Regions from separate parts of the Mus musculus genome. Here region 2 is linked to region 1. A link is a contact called in ENCODE Hi-C or POLR2A ChIA-PET data. All regions are on one chromosome and are shown on one strand. The core of a region is the stretch at or near the end of the contact, and the rest is flanking DNA. Distances in the headings are between cores, read along the strand shown.

What was found. A loop is a pair of places that touch in the nucleus more often than their neighbours do. ChIA-PET counts read pairs that join two places held with the same protein, here RNA polymerase II (POLR2A).
Region 2: a loop to region 1 is called in a map of heart, with 9 times the contacts of the local background. The contact joins the promoter of Zfp429 here to the promoter of Zfp953 in region 1. A Hi-C loop is called at or near these places in 8 of 37 maps with a recorded cell type or tissue (ES-E14, Patski, gastrocnemius and 2 more). POLR2A ChIA-PET finds 5 or more read pairs at or near these places in 3 of 5 experiments (all embryonic stem cell).

Annotation. Positions count from the first base shown.
Region 1 is chr13:67,356,835-67,362,955 of GRCm38, forward strand. Zfp953 (zinc finger protein 953) reads right to left here and starts at 3,738. Exons shown (of 4, transcript NM_001038651.3): 1 at 3,670-3,738. The coding sequence starts at 3,675. Gm17039 (predicted gene 17039) reads left to right here and starts at 3,831. Exons shown (of 2, transcript NR_167764.1): 1 at 3,831-4,229; 2 at 4,338-6,121.
Region 2 is chr13:67,396,554-67,401,851 of GRCm38, forward strand. It overlaps Zfp429 (zinc finger protein 429), which reads right to left and starts at 3,214. Exons shown (of 4, transcript NM_001080941.1): 1 at 3,143-3,214; 2 at 77-203. The coding sequence starts at 3,178.

The sequences.
Region 1 (6,121 bases), core at 2,488-4,987:
CATAGCAGCTTTATTCACAACAGGCAGAAACTGCAAACAATCAGATATACCACAATGGACGAATGGAATACTACTCGGCTATTAAAAACGAGGACATCATGAAATTTGCAAGCAAATGGATGGAACTACAAAACATTATCCTGAATGAGGTAACCAAGACCCTAAAGGACATGCATGGTATGTACTCACTTATAAGTGAGTATTAGCCATAAAGTACAGGATAACTAAGCTATATTCCAGAGACCTAAAGAAGCTAAATAACAAGGAGGGCCTAAGGGAGGATGCTCGGATCTCACTCAGAAGGGGAAATAAAAGTCATCGGGAGTGGATGGAGGGGAGGAGGTGGGTGGGGAAGGGGATAGGCAGGGGTATGGGTAATGGGGATCAGGTGGAGAGAGAGCCTGGGAGAGAGGGCCAGTAGAGTGAATGGAATTCGATGGTGGGCAGGGGAAGGGGGATCTTTGGGACAAGTCTGAGACCAGGGATGCAAGAGGCTTCAAGGAGTCTATGAGGGTTACTCTAGCTGAGTTTCTAGCAGTGGGGAATATGGAGCCTAATGTGGCTTCCTACTGTAGTCAGGCAGGACCCCCATTGGAGAGATAAGGACACAGATCCAAGGAGAAAAACTGACCCCAAATTCATCCTACCTACAGGAAGTGCAAGGAAAAAGATGGAGCAGAGACTGAGGGAGTGGCCAACCCTTGATTAATCCAACTTGAGACCCTTCCCACAGACAAGAACCAATGACTAACACAATTAATAGTACTCTGTTAGTATTGCAGGCAGGGGTTTCCGTTAAATGTCCTCTGAGAGGATCAACCAAGCATCTGACTGAAACAGATGCAGTGACCTACAACCAAATTATTAGAAGGGGCTTGGGGAGTCTCATAGAAGAGTTAGTGGAAGTATTGTAGGACAAGGAAAGGATATGGGCTCAACAAAAGACCAACATAGTCAGTCTGTTTAAATCACTGAGTCCTTCATTCGTATCATCAGTCAGAGTAGATTCGGATGAAATGAAAAGAGCCTGCAAGGAGAAGGGAGGCACTGCACAGCATAGGAGACTGGACTCCTCCCTGAGGAAGAGGAAGGATGCCCACCTTGACAGTTTACTGCCTGGATGGTAGCAGTTTCAGATGCGAAGGACAGTGGTAGATAAGCTGTCATATTCTATCTGTAGAACAGCAGTAGTGCTGTTCTCAAAAGATTCATGTGAATTCAGCAGAAGTCACCACGAGGTCATGTCAGAAAATAATCGTGAAGAGTATGCAAACAAAACTACCATTCCCTGCAAATACAGAGGAATACTCAAGCCAGGCAAAGAGGGGAATCCTTTCCCACACAGTCAGTGGAAACAAGTTTCTAATCCCCAAACACTAGTCATTAACAGAAGGATGCTAGTGGAATTTGGATTTAAGATTTCAAATATATCTGATACAACTTCTTAAAGCACATTTGTAAGTTGTCATAATTAGAAGAAGTGAATTGGATGGATTTCTGTCAGGTCACTGGTGCTCAGAACTGAGACCAACCAGAAGAAGTAATTACCACATTAAAAAAAAAACCCTACGTTTTAATATTCTTTTTAAACCACGTGTCTCAAATAGCCTAGGCTCACAATGAATTGACTATGAAGGAGAGGGTGATTTTGAACCCCAGGATTCCTGACTCCTCCTCAAAAAGCAGAGCTGTCAGAAATGAGTTACAGACTAGGCTTAAGTTCACTTATCTGCCATAGAGCTGTTTAATTTAAAATATATATGAATATTTGGTACCTGGAAGTTATATATAGCATGCGGCTGTACCCTCTCTACATTGTAAGGAACATGTTTTGATGTACAAGGCAGCACAAGATTCCAACTTCATATACTCATAATTTTCCTACAGTTTAGCAACATTTATTAGGAAATATCTATTACTCTAGATATGGCAAGAAACTCATTGAAAATCCCATTAGTAGAACAAGGTTGTCTGAAGCCCATGCTTTCTGGGAGTAGACTTCAATGCCATAAGCCAGGCTCCGGCTCACTAACACTCAATTGGACTGAGGAGTGACAATATAAGCAAGATCACTGAAAATAGTGATAGGAGCTGTGGAGGAGAAACCCTGCAAAACACACACACACACACACACACACACACACACACACACACACACACAAAAACCTGTGTGTACTCTGTGAATGCAAAACTCTTACAAGGAGTCTTTGTGTGCAGACACTGGTGGCCCATGTGGAAGTTCACGGAGGGGCAGAGCCTGGAATTCTGCAGGTTCAGGGTTAGCTGTCTTACCTTGGGTTGGTTTTCTCTTCAGGGACAGTCATTACCTCACTCTATAGTGGACCACACAGCTTGTGACAATAGATAAAAAACCTCTCAGAATCCACTGACAAGGCAGAACATGAAATTCTATCAGTCCAAAAGCTAAAACCTCATCAGATGGTATCTTAGGTAAATAGAATATCTCCGATGACTCTATGAGACACACACCAATGTATTTTAAATTTTCCTTGGTTAATGACATTCTCTGTTCTGTAAAACCATGAAACTGCCTTGTGTTGAAGCACAGAATTTGGATTAACCTAAGTCTGTATTCTCAGATAATGGCCACTCAAAAGGCTGACTAAACTGTCTCTTAACCCTTTAAGAGGAGAACTGCATTTTGCATGGACAGGAACCTATGTGAAAATTATAAGACCCCAAGTGTGCCAGAGCTTTCTGAATTTTTCTTACAACCACAGGAAAACATGAGGAAATCATTCTAGAAATGTCCAGTGAGCAGCAGTAAAGCTGGGTGCCAGATACAGGGACAGAGTGCATTTAAGAGAATTTAGATATTTCTGATAATGTGAACAGACAGAAGAAAATCATGTGACCAGAGGAGGGCCATCTCCTTTCTCTTTCAGAGACATTCCAGTCCCTTCCAGAGATCATGAGTTCCATTTCTCTCATCTCACCAAGTCATCTCTCATATCTGAGAAGGAGTCCAAATTTTGGACAGAACACATACTAAGAATTGTTGAGTATTATTGTCTAGTGTTTTTTTTTTTTAGCAGAAGGGCAAAATTCATAATTATTTGGATTGTGCAAACACTGGTTCATATCAATTACAGGACTACTCTGTGGCTATACAGCCATGTATTGTGGTGATTCAGGTACAGGATTATACATCCTGAGTTCTTATTCAACCCGAGGCATCCATAAATCTAACACTTTATTCCAAAGGAAAAGGAACTAACATTCCACACAACAATCACCCTCACGGGACTCTTTGTCCCTGGCACTAGGAACTTTAGGAAGATTTGTGAAGTCAAACTCCAGTACTAGATAGAACACAGAGTATAGGAGGCGCTAGATGTCCAAGTGTTCTAAATCTCCTGAGAATCTGACTACAGCCACGTGAGAACGGGTCAGCTAGGCAGAGCATATTTCCCCAGTAAAGATGAGTGCGCTCCTTTCAGCATCTCAGAAATAAGCAGTCAGCAGACCCAGCCTGCCCTTGCCATCCTGTTGTTTCCAACTTTCTTCCCTAGCCTAGGTCAGCACAACATCTCCAGGTCAGCAGCTTGCCCTGTCTCATAACAAGCCCAGATAAGCTCCTTCCGTGCCCGATACGCCACCCTGCACAGTCCCTCAGATCTGCAAGGTTGCGGTGTTCCCTGCACCAACCTCCATGTCAGAGATCCAAACGAAGGTTTCAACAGGACAGACGCCTAACTCTGGGGAGAAGTTAAGTTTGAAAATCAAATGCGGAAGTTTGATAGCAACGGCCAGCCTTCTGATGACGTCACAGGCATCCGGACTACATTTCCCACAAATCAGTGCGAAGAACTTCCATGAACCCACAGAACTGGGTTGTTCACCTGCTGGTATCCTGACTGTGATTCCTTGAAGTTGGGAAGAAACAGTCTTCTGCACTTGGGCAGTCACAGGGCATTTGGATTCATTTAAAGTTCTGTGGTCCCAGCACGCAATGTTAGCCTGTGAGTCGACCCTTTCACAGTGATGTTTATCAGGTTTCTTAGTTATTTCTGCTAGAACACCGTGATTTTAAACTATCTTACTACCACATGGAAAACTCGCACTTTCATGACTTGCTTTACTTAAAAATATGGAAGCAAGAGCTAATTTAAGGTGCTCTTGAAACCATCCTTGGTGACCCTGCCTGCTACGCAGCATATCAGGTGCTTAAGACAAAAGACTTAGAATTCAAAGCCAGCAACCATCAGGTATTTTCTGAGCACTTGCTTTCCTCTGCATCTCTCCCAAGAGGAGGAGCAGAGCTCCTGGGATCGCAGTGGTGTATGTCCTAACTCTTGGTCCATTTTGTATTATAGGATTTCTGCCTGTGTTAGGTTTGATGTTCCGTATTGAATTCTCCGTCTCTCATGTGAGCCTGTCATCGTTCATATTTGGCAATATTTGAACATCAGTGGTATCCGCCTTGAACTTCCGTTATTTCTCCGAAGCAGAACACCGAGATAATTCCTTCTTGAATACAAAGGTATCAGAAATATGTTCATAGCATTGCCAAATGAGGTCGGTATATTAAAGAAGTTACACTGGAAACATACAATATTGAGAATTCCCATCTCTTCTTGGGAAGGTTTATTCCTGTGAAGTTCAAGCTTGAGTCAAAGTTACAAACCCCATTGCAGAAAAGGCTTCATACTTCCCTGATATATTATGATTCAAAAGGAAGCTGTTTCAGAGCAAAGACTGTGCAGAGTCCCTATTGAGTTCTTTGTCAGGGAGTGTGTTTACCTATGGATGCAGAACACCTTCCTCGATTTAGAGAAACTAGAGTCAAGAAGCAGTACATTCACCTGGACACTTGATTGGCATGTCTGTTTAGAATGAGGTCATGAGTGGTCTGTCCTCCTCCTGAATATTGCAGTGGAAGGCATTGTCAGCAACCACAAGGACAGAATTTCTGAGCATAGCAAGTTTTCTAATATGTGTATGTGTTGAGGTTCGGTGTGTTGCTATGTTTTGTTATGCTAAATTCTCTACTCAAAGGTCTAGACTCTCTACTGACTTCTCACATTTACAAGGTTCTGTTGTGTAAACCTTGTTCCTTGATTTAAAACTACTGGATAAATCAAATTGGCTACAGCCAATTACTGGAGGGATTTGAGGCAGGTGAGTTTTGAGTTAGCTGGTAGGAGGTGGAGAAGAGAGAGAAGGAAGAGACACCAGGACAAGGAGGAGGAATGGGAAAAAAAGGACGAAGCTGCCCTGGAGCAGACGGACCATGAGCATGTGGCCAGGAGAAACTGCAACTTCCACTGGGAAGGCAGCCAGGACAGCAGTTAGAAGAGTAGATTAAGGGTTGCAGCTCAGTAATTGTCAAAGCCAAATGAAATAACCCTAATCCGAATTGAGTTTATTTGTAAGGCGTAACCTTAAATTGGTTATATTACACATGTATATGTGTACATCTATGTTTGTGTCTGCTACATGCACACCTACCTTAGAGGGTCGTCATTCACGTGAGATGTGCCCATCCTTGAAGTTGCAGCATCCATTTACAAGTCTTCTGCAGTCTCCATTTCTTTGCATTGTAATTGTGTGATTCAATAGGAGGAGGAGCTACCATAGTGTAGTCACAACCTGAACATGTGATCAAAGAAGAGCCTAATTCAGCAGAATATTAGGGACCCAGGCATACTTATCAAAACATCTAATGGAACCAGATATTCAGGCCTAATATGTTTGTTTAGACCAAGTTCACCATTTTAAGTTTATTTTCTACTGTCATTTTTTAACATCCTGACCATTTAGTTTTCTCCCTTTGAAACATTCTCCAATAGGTGCCATGTTTGACAAAATCACTTTAAAATCTTTGCTTACAAACTAAAGAGATTGTTCAATAGTTGAGAGTAATTACTGTCTTATAAAAGATGAGTTTGTCTTCTAACACACTTGTAATGGCTTTCAAGCACATATAAGCATTAGTTCTAGAGGATCAGATATCTTCTTTTCACATCATCAGGCATCAGTTGTAGAAAAGATAGGCACACAGACAGACACACACGGAAACAAATTTCTAGTAAAGTGAAATAAAATGTATAATTGAAAATTTATGCTGCCGATGGTGGTACATCCACCTATTTTGACT
Region 2 (5,298 bases), core at 1,964-4,463, 39 kb after region 1:
GATATTGTACAAAGCGGGGAAGAGACATGTTGATGGTAGGGGTGAGATAGGAATTCTCTATAGATACAATGCTCACCCAGGAACACAAGGTGGCTGAAATTCTCCAGCATCACATTCCTGTACAGATCCCACTGAGCAGGCTCCAGGCATTCCCACTCTTCTGGAGAGAAATCAATGGCTACATCCCAGAAGGACAACATTTCCTGAAATAAAGACCAATGAATAATATCACAACTATAATTAATTAAAATCATCAATAAACTCACAGCAAACCTCTGGTTTTGACATGGACCTCTGGTCCTCATATTCAAACTGCTCCTGCTCCAGAAATATTCCCTGGCTAGTATGTGCAGAAATTGTAGACATACCTATTGGGTCAGATCACAAGATCATACATAGTCCTCTGGGCTTTGTTAAGTTTCAGTTTTCTGCAGAGCTCTCTCTGATGCAGCCAGAAGCGCTTTGAACAGTAAGAGCTACACACTCATGTGTAGGAGTGCTTTGAACAGTAAGAGCTACACACTCATGTGTAGGAGCGCTTTGAACAGTAAGAGCTACACACTCATGTGTAGGAGCGCTTTGAACAGTAAGAGCTACACACTCATGTGTAGGTCTAAGGAAAAGCAATCAGAATGCAGTGAGATCTTAGGATGCTCTAATAACATGGCATTAGTATGTTCCCCTCTAAGGTTTCAACCTAACAAGTCACCTGCGGCAGCTTCTAAGCATGATGTAACTTCTATTGATGAGGCTTTAAGTCCCATTGGACAGCTTCTGCATAGGTCAGATATTGAGTGGCACTGTGGCATCTTTACGGCTGGAATGACATACAGGACATTGCTGTGGCACACTGGTATAAGAGCTAAGCAGGGCTACTGATTTCTTCTCTCCCTTGGAACCTGGCAAAGCACCTTAAATCTGTATGGATAACTCGTCCCTGTTCAGATCTTCATGTCAGATCCAACTGCAATCCCGTGAGTCTTCTGTCTGAAGTGCAAGGTGATTGCACCCTTGGGAAGAGGGAATAGCTATTGTCACAAGAGTTTATAGGACAACAAAATTATATTTTCTTTAAAGATTGACTGCGCAGAAAATAGTCTTTTGTCTAATGAGCAGCATTCAGCAGCAATAAAGAGGCCAGAACATCTCCAAAATTAACCGGCATAATGAAGCACTTTGGTGAATAGGAGTTTCTCAAGGGAAAAATAAATTGAAAGGTCTTGAAACCTTCTGTACAGCTAGTAGAGAAAGATCCTGTCTTTACGAGTATGAAAAAGCAGATTACACTTTTTTTAATGTTTGCATCACCAAGGCCACGGGAAAACCAGCAATGTGGAGAATGGCAGGAGCCCAGAGCAGAGCAAAGACCAAAACAACTCTCTGTGAGAGAATCAGAGCATGCTCACAATGGAGAATTAACTGCGGGGCTCACTCCCTATGTTGGCCAGCACTGGCTTCCTCCATTCTGCATGGGCAAGTGTCTGCTGTCTTGAGTACAATCTCCTGTGAGACCCTGGGGGTGGAGGTCCGGGGACCTGTAAACAGGATACCGTTTTGTGGGGATTATAGCCAGTACAATTAACAGCAAACATTGCAGGGGAATCAGAGACTTGCAAAATTCACTTTCAATGGGAAAGAAATGCAAATAATGTCTGACCTGAGGCAGGAACAGTTCCACCCATTAACAATTACTACCTATCCTTCCAATAACTGGGAGCTCGATGGTTACATTCCACTCAATGGAAGCCCATCCTAGAGGAAGTCTAGAGCAACAGAAAGGACAGCGCAGATGTTTTAAGAACTCTTGCATCTCCTGTCAGTGACAATCAGAGATAAATTTTCAGAGAGTCGGGCAGATCTAAAGATTAACAGGACATTGATGGGAAGTAAACATGAGAGAGAGGCAAAGAGAACGATGGATTCCTGATCAGGTTCCAAACAATACAGACTCCCCATTCCCTACCAGCCTGTCTATACTACACAGTGCTTAAAATACATACAACACAGATCATGAAGCAGCAACTCCTAGGTTGTGCCAAGTGTCAAAGAGTCTCTGAGTGTGGAGTGAGGATTAAAGACAGGAGAGGCCGAAAAAAGATGCAGAGCCAAGAAATAGACTTGGGAGGACTGCTGGTCAATACCACAGCAGCCTCAAGTTTATTATTCACCGCCCTTTTATACCTCATATTACCATGGGCAGCAAAGCTACAAGATAACAGAAACACTGGCAGAAATATACACAATGTTCATAAACTTCTTCAACAAGTCCAAGCCCTGATAATGTCATGTTGACCGGAACCATTGTGGGCCAAGCGGACATTATCTCTTTTTTTAAAACTCTCAACTGTAAAGTAGGGATGGAGGTCCTTTCAAAAGTTTAGAAAATACAGCCCTCAAGGTGAAACATGATGTGAGCTCGTCTCGATCCCACTCTGCCTTGTAGACATTCCTGCCAGTGTATCCACTCCATGCGTTTCTTCAACCCTAGTCCAAGATTTTCAGTGCATTCAGGCAGATCTGTTGGCAGTGTCCCAGAATTCCCCTAAACGACACCTGTAGTACCTCGGATTTTTCCTCTCTTAATTCTTTACTGGCAGAGAAAAGTGAACACAGTCAGACCTCAAGGCCATTGCTATAAGCTGGCTACAGAGTACACGGGGACCAGAAACCCTTTTACTCTAAAGACACAAAGGACTCTGGCAGCATCCAGGTGAGATGGGGGCAGCCAGGAATGCGCGTTTCCAGCAATGCAGGTCTGTGGGCTCTGGCACTCTCTCAGGAGCAGGTAGTCAGCTCATCACCATTAGTTTGCAATCTAGTCCCCCACTACCAAGCTGCTCCAGTGTACCAGAGAACCAAGGCAGACTCGGGCTGCTCTCGGTGTTCTAAAGGAAACCTTCACTCAGGACACAATCCCAAAAGGCCAGTCCCCTCACTCCAAAACTGCAGCCTCAGCGGTCCCAGCCAGTTCAGCACAGCAAGTCCTGGCAGCTGCTTCCGCCCTCCCACCCAGCCCAGAAGCGCTCCCTCCAAGACAGAGCCCTGCTCTGGCACCCACCCCAGTCTATGCTGCTTCCTTGAACCAACCTCCCTGACACAGACCCCGCACAGAGCCCCAAGCAACGCTGCTGACTGGACCAACCTTCTTGTCAGAGACAACTGGAATAGATAGCCGCATAGGATTTCCGCCCAACTTTGAGGAAGAGGCACAAGTACAAACCTGAAGTCAGAAGGGGATTTCCTGGAAGGCTCCCAGTGGTCACAGCGGTGCGGACTACATCTCCCAGAAGTCTGTGCGAAGGAAATCCCAGAACCCAGGGTGGGTGACTTCTACTGTTTGGAGAGGTACGTGGATGGTAACACAAAGTAGAAGGTTGAAGGAGGAAGCCTTTTCTGCAGAAAAGCTATGGGTAATGCGACCCCATTTGGTTTCGGACCCCAGAACCACATCGGAGATGTACGGATATGAGTCGAGCCTTTGACAGAAACATATGGCTTACAAGTCATTTCTAGTTGTAAGTTTAATATTACTACTTCTTGAAAAAAACAAAAAAACAAAAAACGTTGACTTAGTAGTTCGTTAAAATAACAAAGCAATACACTAACCTACGTGGGAAGGAAACGTAACTTTATAAAAGGATGTTTGAAACCAACCTTGGTGTGCCTGACTATGCTCCTAGCTCCTCAGTAACTTTTGACAAATGGACTTGCGGTACAAAGCTGGCTTGGTTTCTGCCCCAACAAACTTGTATACTGTTGTTTGTGTTTCTACTTTTCGAATATATAGAAATAATTCCTCCAGGGCATTGCTAATATTACATATACAGGAACACATGCTGTTTGAGCAGGCCAAGGAGGTTGACTCTGAAGATAAAATTTGACATTCCCAAGCCACACCCAAGCAAGTGTCTATCTAACATTCCTCTAAATCTCTTGTCCCGAGTTAATGCCCCAGACTCTCAGACATTGGAAAGGAGATCAACAAGCAGCCCAAGGAGGCATTGATTAAAACCAGCTAACAGGCTACCTATGTCCAACAGAGACTACTACTGTTGATCTGTTGGTAGAAAGGTGTCTGTAATAAAAGCAGGTCACACATCCAGTCATTTCTCCAACTTGTTGTATGTAGTTGAGACATAAATGCAAAGGCTTTGAGTTGTACTGTAGAAACAAGAGTATACAGAGCACAAACATTTTAAATTGGTATCCACCCTCACCTGCAACTAGGATTTCTTTCTGAGAGCCCTCAGAAATCAGTGTACATGGGACTGCTCACAAAACAGCCAGGGGATCACATGGAGTCAATGCCTTGGCCATTCCTTAGATCCTGTGAACTAAAGGCAGGTACTAAAACATCAGCTGCAGTGGAGTCTACTCCACTGTGGAACACAGACCCAAAGTAGCCTCTAAGAGTACAGAAGCATAGACTATGGGTGCTGAAATAAACACTGGAACCTTACAGATTAATTCCCATAATGACCTCAACCGAATGGAACCAGTCTCTGCACTCTCACTACTAATTCAATCCTGTGGTTATACTCAGAGAACCTGATAATTTGCTGTATGTAGGTGTATTTGTGCCCCCATGTTTATTGCTCTTTATTCCCAACAGTAAACAACCAGAATCAACATAGATATCCATGAAAATATTAATGGAAAACAATTTGGTAAATATAAATATTTATTACAGAGAGAGAGAGAGAGAGAGAGAGAGATGCTCTTTGGATCTAAGATACTGTAATCACAAATTTTACTAAGAAATGGACTGACATAGTATGTATGATATTGATATTACTTAGTTTTATAAAGGTAAACACTGCATGTTCTTCTAGGTGTTTAATCTAGACAGTACTATATGTATATATGTGAAGAAATTTTCATGTGGGTACAGTATATTGCAGGCATAATGTTATTGTACGCTGTGTAAAGATTATCCTTGTATTATTCAAATCCTGATTTCTCAGCCCCCATATATGGTTGTAATCCAGACATGACATTGTAGTGCTTATTTTAAGTATCTCCCCTCTCAAGTGTGTGCAAACATTATTCCCCACTTATTATCTGACTTGTTAATAAAAGCTGATCAGCCAATGGTTAGGCAAAAGAGAGAATAGGGCGGGACTTCTGTTAGACAAAGGAAGAATAGAGGACAGGCCAGGAGGAAGCAGTCCAGGAGAGACATCATGGAAAAACACCTGAATCCCAGAGAGCAACATCAAAACTAAAATACAAGTATCTCAGGGTTTTTGGGCAGGGAGGTAGCCAGATTACCTTAGAGGATTCGAATAGATTAACTGC